Linked DNA regions of Homo sapiens: region 2 is linked to region 1. Evidence: chromatin loops called from intact Hi-C (ENCODE). Cell type or tissue: A673. All regions are shown on one strand. Links, peaks and the distances in the headings refer to the core of each region. The heading gives the core; the rest is flanking DNA.

Region 1 (10,310 bases), core at 1,154-9,153:
TGTACATAAAGCCCTGCTTACGCATTTGATGGTCAATTTAAAAGATTTTTCAAGGTTAATTGTTGGTGATTTTTTTTTTACATGGAACTCAAATCCTGAATAGGGTGCAACTCCTCTGTCACTCACTCTACTCCACTGTGCACTCTTCCAGGGAAGAAACCATGTCTTAATCATTTTTTCCTTAGCACTAAACACAATGTGCGTTGAATGGATAAAACAAATCTTTTTATCCAAAGATAAAGGGTCCACAATCCCTTATGCAAAACTTTTGGAGCCAAATGTAAAGGAATTCAGAATTTTTCCGATTTTATTTTATTTTTTTTGAGACAGGGTTTTACTCTGTTGCCCAGGCTGAGTGCAGTGGCACTCATGGCTCACTGCAGCCCTCAACCTCTCAGCCTCAAGCAATCCTCCCACATCGACCTCCTGAGTAGCTTGTACTACAGGTGAACCACCACCATGTCCAGCCAATTTTTAATTTTTTGTAGATATGTCTCACTGTGTTGCCCAAGCTGGTCTCGAACTCCTTGGCTTAAGCAATCTTCCTGCCTCAGCCTCCCAAAGTGCTGGGATTACAGGCATGAGCCATCATGCCCAATCCAGATTTTAAAAAGGTAATATGGTACATATACTGTTATATAGGACTCCCAGTGGCATCTGGGACAGTACCCTGTAATCACATTAATACATACAGAGTGAAAAAAGTAGGAATATTTGCACTAAGAATAATTGAGGGCTATAAATAACTCAATTTGGGTCAGATTTGGCCGCAAAATAAGTGCATCAAACTTCAAAAAAACTGGATGTAAAAGATTTCAGATCAGGGACTCTGGACCTGTAATTCTTCCTTAATGATAAATAATAACAATGACAGTTTATGGAACACCTACTATGTGTCAAGCACTGAGCTTGGTGATTTATATATGTATCTCATTTAACATTGAGGGTACTTCAGTAAGGTGGATATCCCTATGATACAGTGCGCTTCCAATTAAGCTTTTAATTTCACATTATTCAGTTTGGTTTGATGACCTCATTTCTCCCTAATTAATAGATGAAGATACCATTTCATTTAAAAATGTACATATGATTAAAATGAATTCCAAAACCTCTAACAACAGAGTTCTAAAATGAATTGAAAGTAGTTGCTTATAATTGCTTTTTGAATGATGAATAAAGAGGATCCATAGAGATGTCATGAAAAGTATGTTACTAGCCAGGTGCGGTGGCTCCCGCCTGTAATACCAGCACTGGGAGACTGAGGCAGGAGGACTGCTTGAGGCCAGGAGTTCCAAAAGTATGTTTCTAGAATACCCGAAGGTAGCAAAAAAGTGGAAAAAAAAAGTGTTTAGACTCTTGGGGAAAAAAGAGCAGGAGGAAGGCATCAAAAATCTTATCTATCTGCTTTAAGTACTGAGTTGTGATCTCTTCGTGTCTTGCTTTCTCATCAGATTAGGTGTTTTCCAAAGCTAAGGATTATGCCTTCCTCCTGGGCCACAGTACTGATAATGAGAGTAGGCTGGAGTAATCAAGAAAGTTAACTTTTAAAACAGAACTCAGTGGTTCTCAGATATGAGTATGCCTGAGAATCAAGGGGGAGCTCAGGAGTAATGCAGATTCCTAAGCCTTGCCTGCCTCTCTCAGAGAGGTTGATTTAGGGGACTTCCATGGAAGCCAGGAGTTGCCTCTTTTTTTTTTTTTTTAAATTTTAAAAACAAGCATCCAGTAATTTTGATGCAAGAGGACTGTGGAGCACCTTGGACACTGACATGACCACAGGATTGGGAGCTAAAATAACCACACCTGTGTTCTAGAACAAAAAGTTCCCCTCTGATTTTCAGTGATCAAAGAGCCCCAGGAATTTGACTCAATGATTGTAAGTTGACCTTTCCTTCAAAGTTGTACAGAGAAAACCCTGTGAATGACCAGATCATAGGGAGCAATTTCTGTAAAAATTATAGACATGAAAAGATTTTTGAGAAATTACCTCATCTGTCACCAGCCTTGATGCTGAGTGACATCAAATCTGTTTTATATGGATGAAAATTTATTCCTATTTTAAAAGACAAGTAGTAAAGAATATTCTCTTGATGTAACCAACCTTAGCTAGGCAGCAGAGCTGCATGCTGATGGAAAAATCACATTTTTTTTTTCCTCCTAACAAGGTTTAGTCTGTCCCCAGGCTGAAACAGAAAAAGTGGCTTCTGTGACTAAGAAACATAACATTAAAAATATGCAGTGTTGATGGTAGAAAAGGGGGCTTTTAATATGGAGAATTTTTATTCTGGTTTTTTATTTTTTCATTTTAGATTTATGCATAAATTAAATAAAACTTTAAAGATTTTGGTTTTGCAGGCAAATATAATCTTATGTTTATAACTTCTGCCACTTACCTTAGAAATGAGCATAAAGCCATTGATTTGTATTCTTGCCCACTCATGTTAAACTCTAAAGGTCTAGGAAGGAACCCAATTTTGTTTACACCAAAATCCCTTTTCCCTCTACTCTGTAGAAGGAAGTCATCTCGTGCACTCTGCTGTTCAGCCTCATTTATTTCCTTCAGAGCACAGCACATAAAGTACTGTTTGTTTCCTTGTTGCTGTTCTCCTTCACCATCCAACTGTAAGTCGTATGAGGAAGGGACTACAGTTTCCCTCACCACTGCATCCTCAGTTCTCACAGTACTTGGAACATAAGAGGCATTCAATAAATGGAAATTTTTGTCAAGGATTTCTTTTTCTTTTTTTTTTTTTTTTTTGAGATGGAGTTCTGCTCTGTCCCCCAGGCTGGAGTGAAGTGGTACGATCTCAACTCACTGCAACCTCCGCCTCCCAGGTTTAAGCAATTCTCCTGCCTCAGCCTCCCAGGTAGCTGGGATTACAGGCATGCACCACCACACCTGGCTAATTTTTGTATTTTTAGTAGAGACGGGGTTTCACCATGTTGGCCAGGCTGTGTCAAGGAATTCTTTATGTCACGGTGCAAGGTGGAGGAAAGGCCAAGCAGGTTGGATCTGGAGGGCTAAGTTTTAGTCTATTTCTTTGCCTGTTTCTGCATCTAGAAATGGAAATTTTATCTGCTTTACCTTTAGGGTAAAAATGAGATCATGAATAAACATGTTTAACATAAATTATACAAATGCTTTGTGGTATAATTTTGAAAACCAGGGTTTGCTTGAATTTGAGATGGGAAATTTTATTAGAGTATCATAACTGTTTTAAAGTTAACCTCTTAATAAGACATTCATTCTAGTTTTTAATGCAATTGTGGCACAAATTTTCTTTGTACCTTTACTGGAAAGTAGGTATTTAAAAATGTTATCATTGGAGGGATTCACTTTTAGGAAATTGTAGGGTGAAACCACGGTTTCAGTTAATCCTCCCCAAAATGAAAATGCCTTAGGGTAAGTTCACAGATAATTGTTATTTTCTACGTGTAAATGTGCCACTTAACTACCTTAGTCCCTTATTAAGATTTTGATAAATACTATGGTTTTCATAATTAGTGTAATTTGTCTTAGAAATTTGAAACTCAACATTGTATAGAAGGAAAAAGTAAATCCTTAATATGTAGAATTTCTATTTTGTTTTTTAATTTTCTGTTTCAGATTAATGGTTTTAAGAAGTACAGCTTTACTTTTGCAAAGGTTTTGGTTCTACAGGGAAATTATAATCTTATGTTTGTTTATAACTTCTGCTATTTGATTTAGAAATGGGCAAGATGTCATTAACTTGCATTCTTTTTCCCTCAAGGTAAACTGAAGGTCAAAGAAAGGACAACATTTTGTTTAAATCAGAATTCTCTTCATGTACTTTCTAGCAATAGATAGATAGATCCATAAAGATTTGTTTATGTTCGTATGAGAAGTTTGAACTTTTTTCTTAGCAAGAACATTTTCATAAGATATATTTTCCATGATTAGAGTATAAATAATGCTGGGAAAAGACAAATTTGGTTGTTGTGAACAGTTATTACACAAAATCCATTAGTTCTGAAACCTTTATTAAATTTTATCACCTATCAGAAGTAGTTGTTTAGAAACCGGCTTGTTAATGGAGAATCAATGAAGTTGCACTTAGTTCTGGCTACAGCTTTGAGGGACCTGACTGTGGACACTGCCATTTAGTGGCCTCCACATACGTATGTGTGACTGAGTTGGTAGTGACTCTCTCTAGTTATTTGGTACCTAGCTCCCATATTCCATACTTAAAAGTGTTTATTTTAATACTTTTCTGTAATTAGTGAAGATACAAGGATTGCTGCTACATTTATGAAGTATGTTTCAATACAAGTTTTTATTACTTTTGGAAAAATATATTTCTAAAACTAACATATCATAATTTTTACTGAGTTAAATGCCATATATCTTTCAGAGGATCATAAAACAGGAGTTGGGGCAGTCATTTGGGCAGAAGGGAAATCTGTAAGTATGAAAACAATTCTTTAAATATTTAACCTGGATTTTGTTTAAACATAGTTCAGTCTTCGGTGCATTACAGGTTACTGACTGCCAAGGCGGGCAGATCACAAGGTCAGGAGATTGAGACCATCCTGGCTAACACAATGAAACCCCATCTCTACTAAAAAAAAAAAAAATACAAAAATTAGCTGGGCGTGGTGGCGGGTGCCTGTAGTCCCAGCTACTCGGGAGGCTGAGACAGGAGAATGGTGTGAACCCGGGAGGCCGAGCTTGCTGTGAGCAGAGATCGTGCCACTGCACTCCAGCCTGGGTGACAGAGCGAGACTCCGTCTCAAAAAAAAAAAAATATTAATATTTTTGTAATGGTGCATTTATGAAGATCTATAAAGATTTGCTCATCCCTCAACAGTTTTCTAGATAGACGCATTCATTCAGCAAACATTTGTTAAACACTCTCTACAGGTTAGGCACTGTGCCACAGTGAATGCTGGGGATTAAAGATCACATTTTATGGCCTCATAGTTTAGTGATGGAGATGTAGAAGTAAAATATAACTGATATGTAAGTGTAATTATAACTGATATCATGAGAACATAGAGGAGGAACCTTTGCTTGGAAAAATAAGTAAATACTGTTGGTGAATATTATTAATGTTACTAATATAATATTCTTGAAGAATAAGATAATTTCTTCAGACAGAGCAAGTCAATAGGACCAGGAGGATAACATGAATATTCTTGGTGAACATTCTTTTTTTTTTTTTTTTGAGACAGAGTCCCCCTCTGTCACCCAGGCTGGAGTGCAGTGGTGCAATCTTGGCTCACTGCAACCTCTGCCTCCTGGATTCAAGTGATTCTCATGCCTCAGCCTCTTGAATAGCTGGGACTATAGGCATGTACCACCACACCTGGCTCATTTTTGTATTTTTAGTAGAGATGGGATTTTGCCATGTTGACCAGGCTGGTCTTGAACTCCTGGCCTCAAGCAGTCCACCCTCTTCTGCCTCCCAAAGTGCTGGGATCACAGGTGTGAGCCACCATGCCTGCCCTGAATATTCTTAATATTAATATTAATAATGTTAAAATTCTTGAAGATTAGGAGGATATCATCAGGCAGAGCAAGTTAATGGGACCAGGAGAATAACACACAGAGACTGGGGTGAGAGAGAGAATATGGGAAAACGCATTTGATTTGGCACATAGAGTAAGCAACAAAGTGGACGGGACCATGAAGAACTCTATATTCCATGTAAAGATTTTGGACTTTATCCTGGCAGTGACATACTATAGCACAGCACTAACCAGTAGAGAGAAAAGGCAAGGCTCAAACTGAATTTTAAATTTTCTAGGTGTTATATATATATATATATATATATATATATATATATATAGAGAGAGAGAGAGAGAGAGAGAGAGAGAGAGAGAGAGAGAGAGAGAGAGAGAGAGAGAGAGAGAGAGAGTCTCACTCTGTTGCCAGGCTGGAGTGCAGTGGTGCAGTCTGAGCTCACTGCAACCTCTGCCTCCTGGGTTCAAGCAATTCTCCTGTCTCAGCCTCCCCAGTAGCTGGGACTACAGGTGTGTGCCACCACACCCAGCTAATTTTTGTGTTTTTAGTAGAGATGGGGTTTCACCATGTTGTCCAGAATGGTCTCAATCTCTTGACTTCGTGATCCACCTGCCTTGGCCTCCCAAAGTGCTGGGATTACAGGTGTGAACCACTGCAACCAGCTGGAGCCATGTTTTTAAAAGGAAGACAGATAAATTAATTTTAAGAAAATATTTAATCATGTAATCAATAAAAAATTATTGATGAAATATTCTGCATTTAAAAAATATTAAATCTTCAAAATTCTATGTGTATTTTACACCTGCAGCACCTCTCAATCTAGACTAACCACATGTGGCTAGTGGCGACTGTATGGGACAGTGCATTCCAAGAATGTTCTAAGTGGGGAAATGATTTGATCAGATTTGCATTATAAATAGAATGAGGTAGGGCTAGACAGAAAATAAGGAGATTAATAAAAAGAGATGAGGACTTGGAGATGTGGGGATGGGTTAGGAGGCTAGAATCAAGAGATATTTAGTAACTATATAGCTGACTGAAAGGTGAGCCTACATTTTGCCTCAGGGACTTCACAGAAAGTAATCTGACAATTTGCTTTGATGTTTCACAAACTCCTCAAGTTCACTCATCCAGTATCTTCCCTGCTAACCTCCTCCCTCATCAGTGGTCACCATCTTGTCTGTTACTGTACACATACAATCACCTAGCACAATGGATTCCACCTTCAAAATACCTCTTGACTCTACTTACCTGTACCCCAACTGTTAACTCCTACTAGAATACTAGGCTCCTCTGCCAGAAATTCCTCAGCACTCTGTACAACTTGTCTGTGACATTCATCACAGTTAAAGTTATCTGTTCAATTTCTTACCCTCCCCAGACTAGAAGGCTCATGAGGGTAGGGACTCTCTGTCTTGTTTACAGTTGTATTCCAGCACCTAGCATAGGTCTAACTGGTGGTTGGAACTCTCATTTGTGTGTACATGAATGCTCAGCAGACTTTTGGCTTAACATCTGGTTGTTAATGATTTTGTGGAGAATGTCAGTTTCTAGTTATCTCTAGAGTAGGCCAGCAGGCAGCACGGTGAAATGGAAAGACACATGGCTTAGAGTCAAGTAATCTGGGCTTGAATTCTGGCTATGTTACTTACTCATTTTGTGACCCTAGACAATTAATCACTCTTGTCCTCAGTTTCCTTATCTGTAAAACAGTAATATTAATAGTATCACTCTTTAGGTTGTTTCAAGAATTGATCAAATGAAATGATCCATGTAAAACTCAGTATGGCTGGGTGCAGTGGCTCATGCCTGTAATCCAGCACTTTGGGAGGCGGGGGTGGGAGGATTCCTTGAGCCCAGGAGTCCAAGACAATCCTGGGCATCATGGTGAGACCCCGTTGCTACAAAAAAAGAAAAAATTAGCCAGGCATAGTGACATACGCCTGTGGTCCCAGCTACTTGGGAGGCTGAGATGGGAGGATGACTTGAGCCCAGGAAGTCAAACCTGGGTGACAGAGTGAGACCCTGTCTCTAAATAAATAAATAAATAAATAACTCAGCATGATGTTTGACATTTAGTAAATGTTCAAACAGATTTATTAATGAGATAATATTTTGTTTGCAGGCTTTTGTTGGCTCACTATTACATGATTTTTATGAAGCTGCTACAGTAATGAGTCTGTTGATATTATCATGAGTAATTATAATATATTGAAATTTAATGAGTTTTATAGCATATTCCAAAAAACTATTACACACACATTACTAATATTTCATTCTAATAATTGATAAAGCATTCATATTAACTACTATTTCTCTTTAAAAGAGAAATAAGAGCCATTGAAGTAAGAAGTTCTATAATAATATGCATATAATAGAGGCTTAATAAATACTGAAGATGAAAATGCATTTTTTATTTTCCAACTAAATCACAATAGCACATTTTTAGCCCAACAGAAATTTTCTGTTTAAAGTATTTAAAAGTTTTTGACTTGCTAACCAGTAGCATGGCACAGAGCACATAAGAAATTAACAATCACTTGTTGAGTACCTGCTATGTACAGAATACTCGAACATGTTGAAGGGATGGAAAAGAAATATATAACATGGTTTCTGCTCTCCAGGATCTATAATTTATTTGGGAAGTAATATCTGAATCAAGTGAAATAATTTGTTAGTTAAGTAAGATAGTATTTAATTAATTGCAAAAAACAAGGACTTCCTTGAGATTATAGATTAGAGAGGTGGTTGGCCTTCTTGGAATTTAGCTTTGACAAGATCACACTGCAGTAGGAGTATCTGGTATTATATTTTTTGATAGCTCAGTTTACTGTAGAAAATTGAATGAATATTCATTATACAAAGTATGATAGCAAGCTTCAAAAATACATTGCAAAGTGTCTTTTCAGAATGTTGAAACTAACCATTGGTTTGCTCACTCTCGTAGAGAAGTTGTGATGGAACAGGTGCCATGTACTTTGTAGGATGTGGTTACAATGCTTTTCCTGTTGGATCTGAGTATGCTGACTTCCCACACATGGATGACAAGCAGAAAGACAGAGAAATAAGGAAATTCAGATACATCATACATGCGGAACAGAATGCCTTGACATTTAGGTATGAAATCCTTCTTGGTGTACTTTTCTTTAAAATGTAGCAAGGGTTGGTTGAAATTAATTTTCTTATAATTGTAATTTATTTCCTTTTTCAAATTCCAAGAAAGTTTCCTTTCAGAAGTATAACTTTGGTAAAGCTTGGTCCTCACTGCCAGACCTGAAGCTATGACCTGACCTGAGGTCATCGCCTCTTCAGGTCTTCCCAATTTGTTGAGCATGTCTTTTTTTCCCTTGCCTCTCTCCAATATGAAACTGCTTTAAGTTTATCCTTTGGGATCTTGCTCAGCCTCTCATATTTCTGGATGTTAAGGCTCCTTTGTTTTCTAAATCTGGAGCACGCATTTATTAATACAGTTACACGCCACAGAAAGACATTTTGAGCAACGATGGACTACATGCACAACGTGTTCCCATAAGATTATAACAGAGCTGAAAAATTCCTGAGTGAAGTAGCCATTGTAACATCACACGTTACCTTTTTTATGTTCAGATACGCAAATACTTACCATTGTGTTACAATGGCCTGCAGTATTCAGAATAGGGATTTATAATGAACCAAATTGCTTCAAAAGAGCTTTTGTTAGTGATTATACCTGTTAATTTACATCATTTTCACAAACACTTCTCAGCCTTTACCATTAAGGTTAAGGGATTAAAAAACTGTGTAAGACATGACTCCTGTCCTTGGAGAGCTTCTAATGCAATAGGGGATATGAGACGGCATCCACCTCGTGCTGTGGATTCTGTGGGAGGGGCAAATGTAAAGTGCTGCGGACATTCTGGAGCTGCTATGGACAAATGGGAGAGTGCAAGGGAAAGGCTTTAGGGAAGAACTGGCATCTGAACTGAGCTTTAAAGGATTCCTAGACTGGGGCAATTGGAAGGGAAGGGAAGACCATTCTTGCTTCTAGCATAAGCAACGGTCTAGAAGTAGGAAAATCCGTGGTGTGTTTAGGAGCATGAATATTCCAGTTAGGTTGGAATGTGGACACAAGGGAAAGACAGCTCACAAGGACAGGCTGGGACTGGACTCGAGAGGACTTTGAGTTTATGCTCCATTTGGTAGGCAGCGGGGAAATGGAATGGCATTGACAGAGCCATACGCTATAGATTATGTAGGTAGTATTGTTTGAACAGACTAGATGCATAGAATTCTGTTGCCCTAGTCCAGGTGAACGTAAATAACAGTCTCAACAAGGAAGATGGATGTGGAAGGCTGGCGGTGGAGGAATTGAAGATGGCTGGCTGAGAGCTACGTAAGCCTCAGAACCCGGAAGTCAGTCCTTGCAGCCCCAGTTGTTAGTCCTAAACTACCCTCAGCATGCAAAATTTCACCCAAAATTCCCTCTATTCTTTTCCTTGTCCTCTTCATTACAGATTTACTTGCTTCATTTTGTACAGAGGTGTGAATATATCAAATAGAAACTTTTCTTTTTAAAATTATCCTATGATAGGGAAGGGGTAAGGGAACTATAAGTCAAAACAGAACTTAAGTATTTGATTATTCATTTAGTAAACATTTATTGACTATCCACTAGGTACCAGATAGGGCTGTGTCATTTGTCTAACAAGATGAGTTAGTGTCTAATCAGACATGATTAGCTCTTAAGGTATCAGTTTCAAATCTAATTCCAGTATTCTAAACAGGTACTTATTTAGAAAGCATTGGGGGTTTTTTCTCTCTTTCTTTGGTGTCTGTATCTTCCTGA
Region 2 (10,310 bases), core at 962-8,961, 490 kb before region 1:
TTTCTGTCCAGCATTAACACTTTTCTTCATACTTTAAATGCTCCTGCCTAACAAAATGCAATCAACTCTCCTAAAATTATGCAATTTCTCACCCCCTTCTCAAAAAGGCAACAACCACAAATCTCATCAGATACTGCACCCAGCTTCATGTCCTAGATCTCTCAATGAGCCCCTTTTCTCTTCCTATAAGAGTATTAATACTCTTTTTTTTAATTTTTAAAATTATGAACTAAAAAACAAAAACATAAAATTATAAACTGACAAATTATAGTTGCATATATTTATGAGATGCAAAGTGATATGATTTATGAATACAATGTGTAATAGTTAAACCAAGCTAATTGACACATTCATTACCTCAAATACTTGTCATTTTTGTGGTGAGACCATCGGGCATTTACTCTGAGTGATTTTGAAATGCACCATATATTTATTATTTACGATGGTCACCATGCTATGCAATAGAGCTCAAAGAAAAACCTTATTCCTCCTGTCTAAATGAGGCTTTGTATCCTTTGGCTCTCATCTCATTCTCCCACCACCACCACCCCCGCCCTTCCCTCTGTAATCATCACTCTACTCTTTGGCTTATTTGAGTTTGACTATTTTAGATTCCACATAGAAGTGATAACATGTGGCATTTGTCTTTCTGTGCCTGGCTTATTTCACTTAGCATAATGTTCTCCAATCTATGTTGCCACATGTTGTTACAAATCACAAAATATATTTCTTTTTTAAAACACTGAATAGTATTCCATTGTGTACACATGCCACATTTTCTTTACTCATTCATCTGTTCATGGACTCATAGATTGATTCCATGTCTTGGCTATTGTGAACAGTGCTGCAATAAACATTGGAGTGCAGACCTCTCTTCAAGAAACTGATTTCAAATCTTTGGGGTGAATACCCAGAAGTGGGATGGCCAAATCATATAAAATTCTACTTTTAGTTTTTTGAGGACCCTCCATACAGATTTCCACAGGGGCTGTTATAATGTACATTCCTACCAACAGCATACAAGTGTTCCCTTTTCTCCACATCCTCACCAACACTTAGCAAGTCAATAAAAGTAAGTTTTTCATAAAAAGATAACATCTTTCATCTTTTTTATAATAGCCATTCCAACAAATGTGAAATTATATCTCACTGTGCTTTTAATTTGCATTTTCCTAATGATTAGTGATGTTTAGCATTTTTTCCTATATTTATTATCCATTTGTATGTCTTCTTGTTTTCACGTTCTACAATTTCTATAACATTCTATGTTAAACTTGAAACTACCATTAACTCATTCTGTGTATGACAATGGGAGAAAAAGAAAAGAGGAAAAATTATTAAAATATAAACATGACACTATAAGAAAACATAATCAGAGGTTGTTGCCCTTTTTTTGTACAATTTGTCCCAAAGTATAATAGGTATTTATGGCTTTTCTCTACTATCCACTCCACCTTCTCTTTGCCATGGTGTTATGCAAACCTGCTTTCCTGAAAGATCTGATTCCTTGGTGGTCCTGTATATATGGCATTGATAAACTCTTTCTTTACCTTTTACCATTGAACTTGGCAGTTCTAAGAGACGTTCATTGGGTTGATGCATCCTAGTAATATTGATCCTTGCCCCATTGTGTAGTAGCAACCGATTTCCTCTTTATAGTCAGGATCAATCACCCCAGCTAACATATTAATCCTCCTTTTTTACTTACTCTTCCAGTGATATGAGACACCTGCAATGACCATGTGGCAATCTCAGTTTTCAGTTCAAAGGAGCTATTGTGTTATTCTGTGTAAGCATTCCTGCTTTGGAGGTCAATACTTCTAAACCAGAAAAGCCCAGACTTGTTGGGACAAGAAGCAAAAAATCTGTTAGTTGGTCAGCGGGCATAGTAGTGAGATTTATGAACACACATATTGTTCCATATTTATTTCTGCCTGGGATAAATGGCCAGAACATATATTGCATCCTGTAAGAAAGTACTACATCCTTGCAAAATGTTGCTTCCCTGCTGCCAAAATAACTGAGTCTTCAATAGATCTTTCTGCCTTTCTCTAAATCTGGCTACTTCTAAGCAATTAGATACATGGTAAAAATAAGTAAAACAAAACCACATGGAATTCAACCACTTAATCTTCTTTCTTTTGTGGTAAAATGAGTTCCTTGCTCCAAATCAAGGTTGTATGGGATATCATGATGGACAAAAAGACATTCAGTAAGACCATGGATGGGGTGACGGAGAAACAATGGCAGATATGGAAAAAAAAATCCAAATTTATTTAAACAGTAGCTATTTAGTTTGTGATTTTTTTTTATCCATTCTGCCAATCTGCACCTTTTAAGTGGAACATTTAAACCATTTACAGTCAACATTAGTATTGAGATGTGAGGTACTGTTCCAGTCATTATGTTGATTGTTACCTAGTGAATTTGTTATCTTCATTGTGTTATTTTTTATAATACATATGAATTTTATGCTTTCAGGAGTTTCTATTCTGGTTTGTATTAACTTTTTGTTTCAAGATTTAGAGGTCCTTTTAGCATTTCTTATAGGGCTGGTCCACTATTGATAAATTCCCTCAGCATTTGCTTGTCTGAGAAAGACTTTATTTCTCCTTCATTTCTGAAACTTAGTTTTGCTGGATACAAAATTCTTGGCTGAAAGTAATTCTGTTTAAGGAGACTAAAGATAGAACCCCAATCCCTTCGGGCTTATAAGATTTCTGCTGAGAAGCCTGCTGTTAGTCTGATAGGTTTTCCTTTACAGGTTACCTGATGTTTTTGTCTAACTCCTCTTAGAATTATTTCCTTTATGTTGACTTTAGGTAGCCTGATGACTATACGCCTTGATGATGTCCTTTTTGCAAGGAATCCCAGGAGTTCTTTGAGCTTCTTATATTTGAATGTCTAAATCTCTAGCAGGGCCAGGAAATTTTCCTCTGTTATTCCCTCAAATAGGTTTCCCAAACTGTTTGCTTTTCCAAACTGTTTAAATAAATCCAAATTTGTTTAAACAGTAGCTATTTACTTTGTACCAAAGAACAAAGAACACTTATAATTATTAGATTTGGCTGTTTTATATAATCCCATATTTCTTGGATTTTTTTTCATTCTTTTTCTTTATTTTTGTCTGATTGAGTTAAATCAAAAGCCTTGTCTTTAAGCTCTGAAATTCTTTCTTCTATTTGGTCTAGTCTATTGTTAAAAACTTTCCACTGCATTTTGTAGTTCCCTAAATGTATATTTCATTTCCAGATGTTCTGATTGGTTTTTCTTTAAAATATCTATCTTTTTAGAAAAATTTTCATTTATATCCTGAATCTTTTTTAAATTTCTTTATATTAGTTTTCACCTTTCTCTTGTATCTGCTTGAGTAACTTAATAATCTTTTGAATGTTTTATCTAGTATTTCAAGCATTTCATCTTGTTTTGGATCCACCGCTGGAGAGTTAGTGTGATCTTTTGGAGGTTTTATAGAATCTCATTTTTTCATAGTTCCAGAATTATTTTTCTGGCTCTTTCTCATTTGGTGGACTCTTTCTTCTAATTTTTTAAATTTTTTTATTAGACTTTAATTTCTTTTTTGCCCCCTTGAAGATGTGACTTTAATGTTTATAGTTTATTGTCACCTAGCTTCAGCTCTGAGTGCTTTCAGTGATGAAGACTCTGGATGAGTTCCTTGGTTATAAAGAATCTTGGCTCATACCTGTAATCCCAACACTTTGGGAGACCAAGGCAGGTGGGTCACCTGAGGTCAGAAGTTCAAGACGAGCCTGGCTAACATGGTGAAACACCATGTTAGCTGAGCATGGTAGCACATACCTGTAATCCCAGCTACTTGGAAGGCTGAGGCAGGAGAATCACTTGAATCCAGAAGGCAGAGGTTGCAGTGAGCTGAGATTATGCCACTGCACTCCAGCCTGGGTGACAGAGTGAGACTCTGTTTCCAAAAAAAAAAAAAAATCTTTATGTGACAGCTTTCTCACATGCTGGTCGCAGCAGTGATGTGCTGGGTGTGTGAGCAGTTTCACATCTCCTGTGAGGTTGGAAAGGCAGAAATCTCAAGAAGCTTATTTCATACCCCAGTGGTGTGCACTTAAAAAATTTTTTTCCCTCTGTCTTTTATTAACTGGGTTGAACAATTCAGGCTTCGGGACAGTAGAAAGTGCCCATGGGTAAAAACTAGCTGTGGCTAAAGTAAATAGGTAAATGCAATACTCCAGTGGTTGGCAGAGGTCCCAGCCTTGACAGAGGTGGTTGGGGGAGCTCTCAGTGAAATGCACTAAGGTCTTTTCTGAGGGAAGGGAGGAAGCTACCACAGTTCTCCCTCCAGGCTAGCAGGAAAACAATCTGCTTCCCAGTCACACTCCTGACACAGCGTCCTGGCTATTTTGATTGGACAGTCACCTCTTTTCCTCTCCAAGAATTCTGATGTTCTGCGTAGAGAGGGGTTGTGACTTTACCTCTTATGCAAGCCTGAACCTGGAGGGCACCCATCCTGTGGGGATGCAGTGTTCCAGAAAGGCTGTCTACAGATGCACCCAGGCAGAACTCCCATGGGAGAAGTCAGAGCTTTGTCTGCAGTGGTGGGTGAGAGGGAGAAGTCCTCTTCTCCAATACCCTTTACAAGCACCAGGGCTGCCTGACTGTTGGGTTAAAGCTACACACTTTCCTCACCGATCCCAACACTGTACCTGTGTCTCTGCTGAAAGAAACTTCCCATGAGTGGAAAGTTCAGGGACTCAAGGCCTGTACTTTGGTTTATTTTGTCCCACATGGTGCTCCCTTAATGTGGTACCCTCCCCCTTCCCCTAGGAATGGCAGTCCCTCAGGGCCAGACTACTGTGAATCCTGCTGCTTTTCTGGATCTAGTTACCCACTGGAGCTGCCAGACTCCATGCTGGTGCTGGAGAATGTTTGCAAGGGATCTAGTGATGTGACCTGTCCTCTAGTCTTCCAGCGGTGGGTACCAGCAGCAGCTGATGAGAGTGATAGGTGAGTGACGCAGACTCTGATATTTCCTTGGTTATAAATAGCTTTGGTGTGTTAGCTTTCTCAAATGCCAGCTGCAATAGTAATGTGCTGGACACGTGAACCAACTCAAGACCTCCTGGTTAGCCAGGGTGATGCAGGCAATGACGATAGCTGAATTTACGCAAAAGTTTTCTCCTTCCTGAGTGCTATGTTATTGTGCCTGCAGATGTTGTAATGGGCTGTACCCGTTGGCCTCCAGCCAGGAAGTAGTGTTTGCGAAAGAGCACCATCTGCAGTGGTAGTGGTGGAATTTGTGTTTGTTTTATGTTAGCCAGTGAAGGTACTCTGGTGTCTCAGGCAAGGGGTGGGGCCATGGAGCTCCCAAATGTGCCTGTCCATGGGGTTACATTATTGGGGGGCTGCGGGGAGGGGTGGAGGGGCAAAGATGGCTTGAGGCTGGGTTAGATAAGTCAACATTCTGGCTCTCCACGTACAGGCACAAGCTGCAGCCCCAAAGGGGGTCAGGTAGCAGTTCTCTAGCCGCTAGGGTAATGTTCCAGGGAGGAGCGCAGCTGCCTCTGTTCCACAAAAAATATCCACAAAAGGAGCAAGGGGTAGCAGGGTACAGTAAGCCCCACTCAGCTCCCATGCACTTGGCAAGGCAGGTTTCACACACAGTGTTCTGCTTACAGCAGCTAGCTGGGTTCCAGGCAGCCTGCACTCAGAACTCAAAATTGCCCCAGGCCATAAGCCTTCCCCATAAAGACAGAAACTGCAGCTGTCAGGCCATGCCCTCCTGGTCCACCCATGAAGTGGGGCATCCAGCTTTTACACCCATGATGATAGCACACTTCCCACTCGCCCCTTGGTTCTGGCCAACAGGGTTAGTACTCACCCAAGATTATTTCACAAATATTATTTGGGAGCATCTCTCAACCTGAGACTGCAGCTCAAGTTAGCTGGCAGACTTCCATGAGGTCACCTATGAGATAGGATGAGGAATGGCTTCCCTTTATCCTTACTGGAATATGGGAGTGCACCCCCACCCCCAACCACTATGTTTATGAGCCCACTGAACAAAATTTAGGATGGCTGAAAAAGGGGCTGATGACATGCACAAGTTAGGTCAGCTTCCTGTTCTTTGTTTCACAGCTAGAATGAGCAGATAATGCATAATTACCCCAAAAACTCAGTCCGGATGCTTACTTGGGGGTCCCACCGTCAGTCTCTAAGAGGGCCTACTAGCAAGCCAAGAGATATTTTTCAAAGGTGAATTGCTCCTTTACTTGCTTCAAAACCTTAGGGGAATCCCCTGTAAAAACACCACTGCAACTTTCTACAGGCCTCAATGGACATCATAATCTGTCACAAATACTTTGGGCACTGTTACTCTGCCATTACATCCTTGACCAGTGACAATTCTCTTGTTCCAGGTTCCACTCAAAGTGCTTATCTTTCAACTAGTAATAGGTAGAAGCAGAATACCCAAACATGGTATATGTTTACTATAAAATTCAAACATTTTCACCAAGTAGTTTCTTTTGTCCCATTGGTAGTAGTTACAAGATGTAGCAACTAGTCTTTGACTTTGAAGGTTATCCCAATGTGCCTCAGACTACTTAGCCTCAAAAAACTTCTCTGAGGTATCAAGCCTAATGTTTTATAGGTTTTATCTCCTAACAGCTGGCATCCTCCAACATAGCAACACATATTGGGTTACAGCAACTTTTTGCTCCCCCGACGTCTATCTCATCTATGTCATGGGACACCATGCTTTTCTATGAGATGATGAGATAATCAAGTTCCCTGCAAACTAACTTGTGGCACAAGGTCAGAAAATTGATGTAACCCAGAGGCAATACCGTGAAGGTATGCTGTCTTCCCACTAAGTAAAAGCAGATTACCTCTGGTGTTTTCTGCTTTTGGGGGTAGAGATCAATAGCTACATACCACCACATGCCATGAGATGTCTATACATGTCTCAGTAAAGAGACCATATCTACAAGAGTAATTGCAATTGGAATCACTCCCTGATTGAGGTTACAATAACTTTCTGTCATTATCCAAAGCCTGTTCATTTTTAATACTGGCCAAAATGTCAAAAAGGTATGTGAAAGTACAGTCATCCCTTGGTATCTGTGAGGGATTGGTTCCAGAACCTCCCACAGATACCAAAATCCATGAATGTTCAAGTCCCTGATATAGGCAAATGGCATAGTATTTGCATACAACATATACACATCCTCCCATATACTTTAAATCATCTCTAGATTACTTATGATACCTAATACAATATAAGTGCCATGTAAATAGTTGTCATACTGTATTGTTTAGAGAATAATGACAAGAAAAAACATCTGTACATGTTTGGTACAGATGCAATTTTTTCTCAAATATTTTTTATTTGTGGCCAGTTGAATCCATGGATACAGAATCCACAGATATAGAGGGCTGACTGTATATCTTTTCAGGTCCATAATGATGGAATTTATGTTGTTAATTTTACCAAATACTATGGATTGAATTGTGTTCCCCCAAAATTCATATGTTAAAGCCCTAACCCCCAGTGTGATTTTATTTGGAGATAGAGTCTTTAGCAGATTATTAAGGTTAAGTGAGGTCCTAAAAATAGAGTCCTAATGTTGCAGAACTGTGGCCTTATAAGAAAAGGAAGATTCTCTCTCTCTCTCTCTCTCTCTCTCTCTCTCTCTCTCTCTCTCTCTCTCCCCTTTCCTCTGTCTGGCTTTTTGTGGCTGTGTGTTTGTTGTTTAACCGGTAGATTGAACCCAGTGTTTCTGCCAAATGAAATGCATGGATCAATGCAGCTTGATCTAAAGTTATATTCTTTACTCTTTGGTTTAGTACCTCCACATCTATTTCCACAAGTATTCAAAATATTTGCTGATATAAACTGGTAACCTTTTGCAATTGTTTAGTTATGAAGTCTTTTCCTTCTGGGTTTGACTTTGTAATTGGATTCCCGGTCACGCTGGGTTCTGACCCTGGTTTGAAGTGTAAAAATAATGAGAAGGAGGGAAGATGGGGTTTGAGGAGAATTGGTCAACCCTTTCCAGGTAATTAGCTTAGATAAGGTCATTTTAAAGTTTCAAGCAAAATAACCATAGCCTCATAAGACTGTAAAGACAGCCTGCTTCCACTGACAAGAGAGTGCCAGTGGGGTTTTGCTGTGGAGTGTACTCTAAATATGGGGGAACATATTCACTTTTTTACAGTGTGCTCCAACATTCCTTCATTCCAGATTTCAGGGTTCCAGTCTTTCCCAAACAATGCCTGAATTCTCATACAAGAAACCTGGCAAAACTGTGACTTCAACTCATGTTATAATTCAAAAACCCTTTGGTGTCAAATTTTGAGGGCTTTTGTTTGTTCATTGATTTGGTTTGTTGGTTTATTCTTTTTGTTTTTATTTTTTTTATTTTTTTCGGTTCTAAATTACTGGCTTAAAGCATGGACTGAAGATCAGGAATTGGAACTTGTTAGTTTCTCTTTGTAAGTGTCCAGACCATGGGAAACAAGCCTCCCATTCCTAGCGCTGATTTTCATACCATTCAGAGTTCTTGATTGCAAGCAACATAATCCAACTCTAGCTAATTGGAGCAAAGAAATAGTTTATTAAAAAGTTATTTGGCGGCCGGGCATGGTGGCTCACGCCTGTAATCCCAACACTTTGGGAGGCCGAGGAGGGCGGATCACGAGGTCAGGAGATTGAGACCATCCTGACTAACACGGTGAAACCCCGCCTCTACTACTAAAAAAAAATGAAAAAAGAAAAAAAGTTATTTGGCAACTCTCCAACTTATCATGAGGGCTGGAAAACAACGTTCAGGACTACTCAGGCAAGAACAATACCCCAAATCACACTTCAGAGGGGGCCCTGTGAGTTCACATGGGCAACACTGCTGAGCACTAGATGCTGGCACTTGTACCCTCCACACTGCTGTCCCTCTCTATGACATGCTGTCACTCGTCATGCCACTGCTGCCTGAAAAACTTGATTTTTCTGAAAATACTACTGCTGCTCTGTCCCCAAAGAGAGTTCCCTGTGATGCTCATGAGTCATAGATGCATCTGGTCTGCTGAGCCTAGGTCATATACCTGGTCCCTAGCTGTAAGGGAGGCTGGAAAAGTGGGTGTCTGGTATTTTCAGCTCTTCAGGGAAAGATACCTTCATCAAATAGATGAATTTCTCCAACTCACCCCTAGAAAGGGGTTTCAGATCCTAGACAGCCAAAATAAATGTAAATGTCCACTACAGTAAGCAGCAAGGATAACAATAGCCAATAACAAAAGAGCAAGAGGAGGCCGGGCGCGGTGGCTCACGCCTGTAATCCCAGCACTTTGGAAGGCCGAGGCGGGCGGATCACGAGGTCAGGAGATGGAGACCATCTGGCTAACACGGTGAAACCCCGACTCTGCTAAAAAAAAAAAAAAATACAAAAAAATTAGCCGGGCGTGGTGGCGGGCGCCTGCAGTCCCAGCTACTCAGGAGGCTGAGGCAGGAGAATGGCGTGAACCCGGGAGGGGAGCTTGCAGTGAGCAGACATCGCGCCACTGCACTCCAGCCTGGGCGACAGAGCGAGACTCTGTCTCAAATAAAAAAAAAAAAGAAAAAAGGCAAGAGGATAACAATAGCCAATGACAGTGGTCTGTGATGTCTGAAGCATCCATCTCTACTCTCAGATTACTATAGTGAGGATCAGGGCATCTCCTGATGCCCTGGGAGGTCTTTCTCAAAGCACACTCTAGTTACTCCATTCTTGTTGCATCATGCAGCCTGGTGGCAGGGCTTTCTTGTTTAGGCACAGCAGCTGGTCACTGCACAACTCCAGGGGCGCCATTTCAGTTGTGCAGTGCAACGGCTTCATCTAGTGGAAAGAGCACTGGATGTGGAGGGATACAGACTGAGGTTTGAGCCCAAGCACTGGTGCATGCAGCCTGGGTGGATTTAGACACATCCTTTCATTACTTTATGCCTCAGGGGTCTCCTGCCCTGATCCTCACTGTAGTAATCTGAGAGTAGAGATGGATGAACTTTGCAAGTTCATTCTGCCCGATGCTGGATGAAAACTACCCAATGCTGCTCTTTGGACTTTCCATTTCCAGGTTTTATGCTATTCATCTGTCTTTAATGAAGCATCAATTAGACTGGATTGCTTCTTACCTGGGAGCAACTATGCTGCCCTGAGGATATTTGGCAATGTTTTTGGTTGTCATAAGTGGCAGGGGTAAGTGCTACTGGCATCTAGTGAATTGAGGCCAGGGATACTGCTTCATATCCTGCAATGAATAGGAGAGCACCTTACAATACAGAATTATCC

Evidence for each region. Hi-C counts contacts between places; a loop is a spot of excess contacts. Peaks named below come from ENCODE experiments on the same cell type or tissue, not always from the same donor. Only the 100,000 strongest peaks of a DNase experiment are listed, where the experiment ranks them.
Region 2: a loop joins it to region 1, with 2.8 times the contacts of the local background. A loop is called at or near these places in 3 of 110 quality-filtered maps.

The regions. Positions count from the first base shown.
Region 1 is chr13:49,269,918-49,280,227 of GRCh38, forward strand. CDADC1 (cytidine and dCMP deaminase domain containing 1) reads left to right here. Exons shown (of 10, transcript NM_030911.4): 6 at 4,374-4,423; 7 at 8,433-8,602. Among named protein-coding and RNA genes, the nearest start is that of CDADC1, 27 kb to the left of the region's middle. In A673, for the core only: no CTCF peak of the experiment used is centred there; no DNase peak of the experiment used is centred there.
Region 2 is chr13:48,778,297-48,788,606 of GRCh38, forward strand. No RefSeq gene overlaps it. Among named protein-coding and RNA genes, the nearest start is that of CYSLTR2, 130 kb to the left of the region's middle. In A673, for the core only: no CTCF peak of the experiment used is centred there; a DNase peak (open chromatin) is centred at 5,235.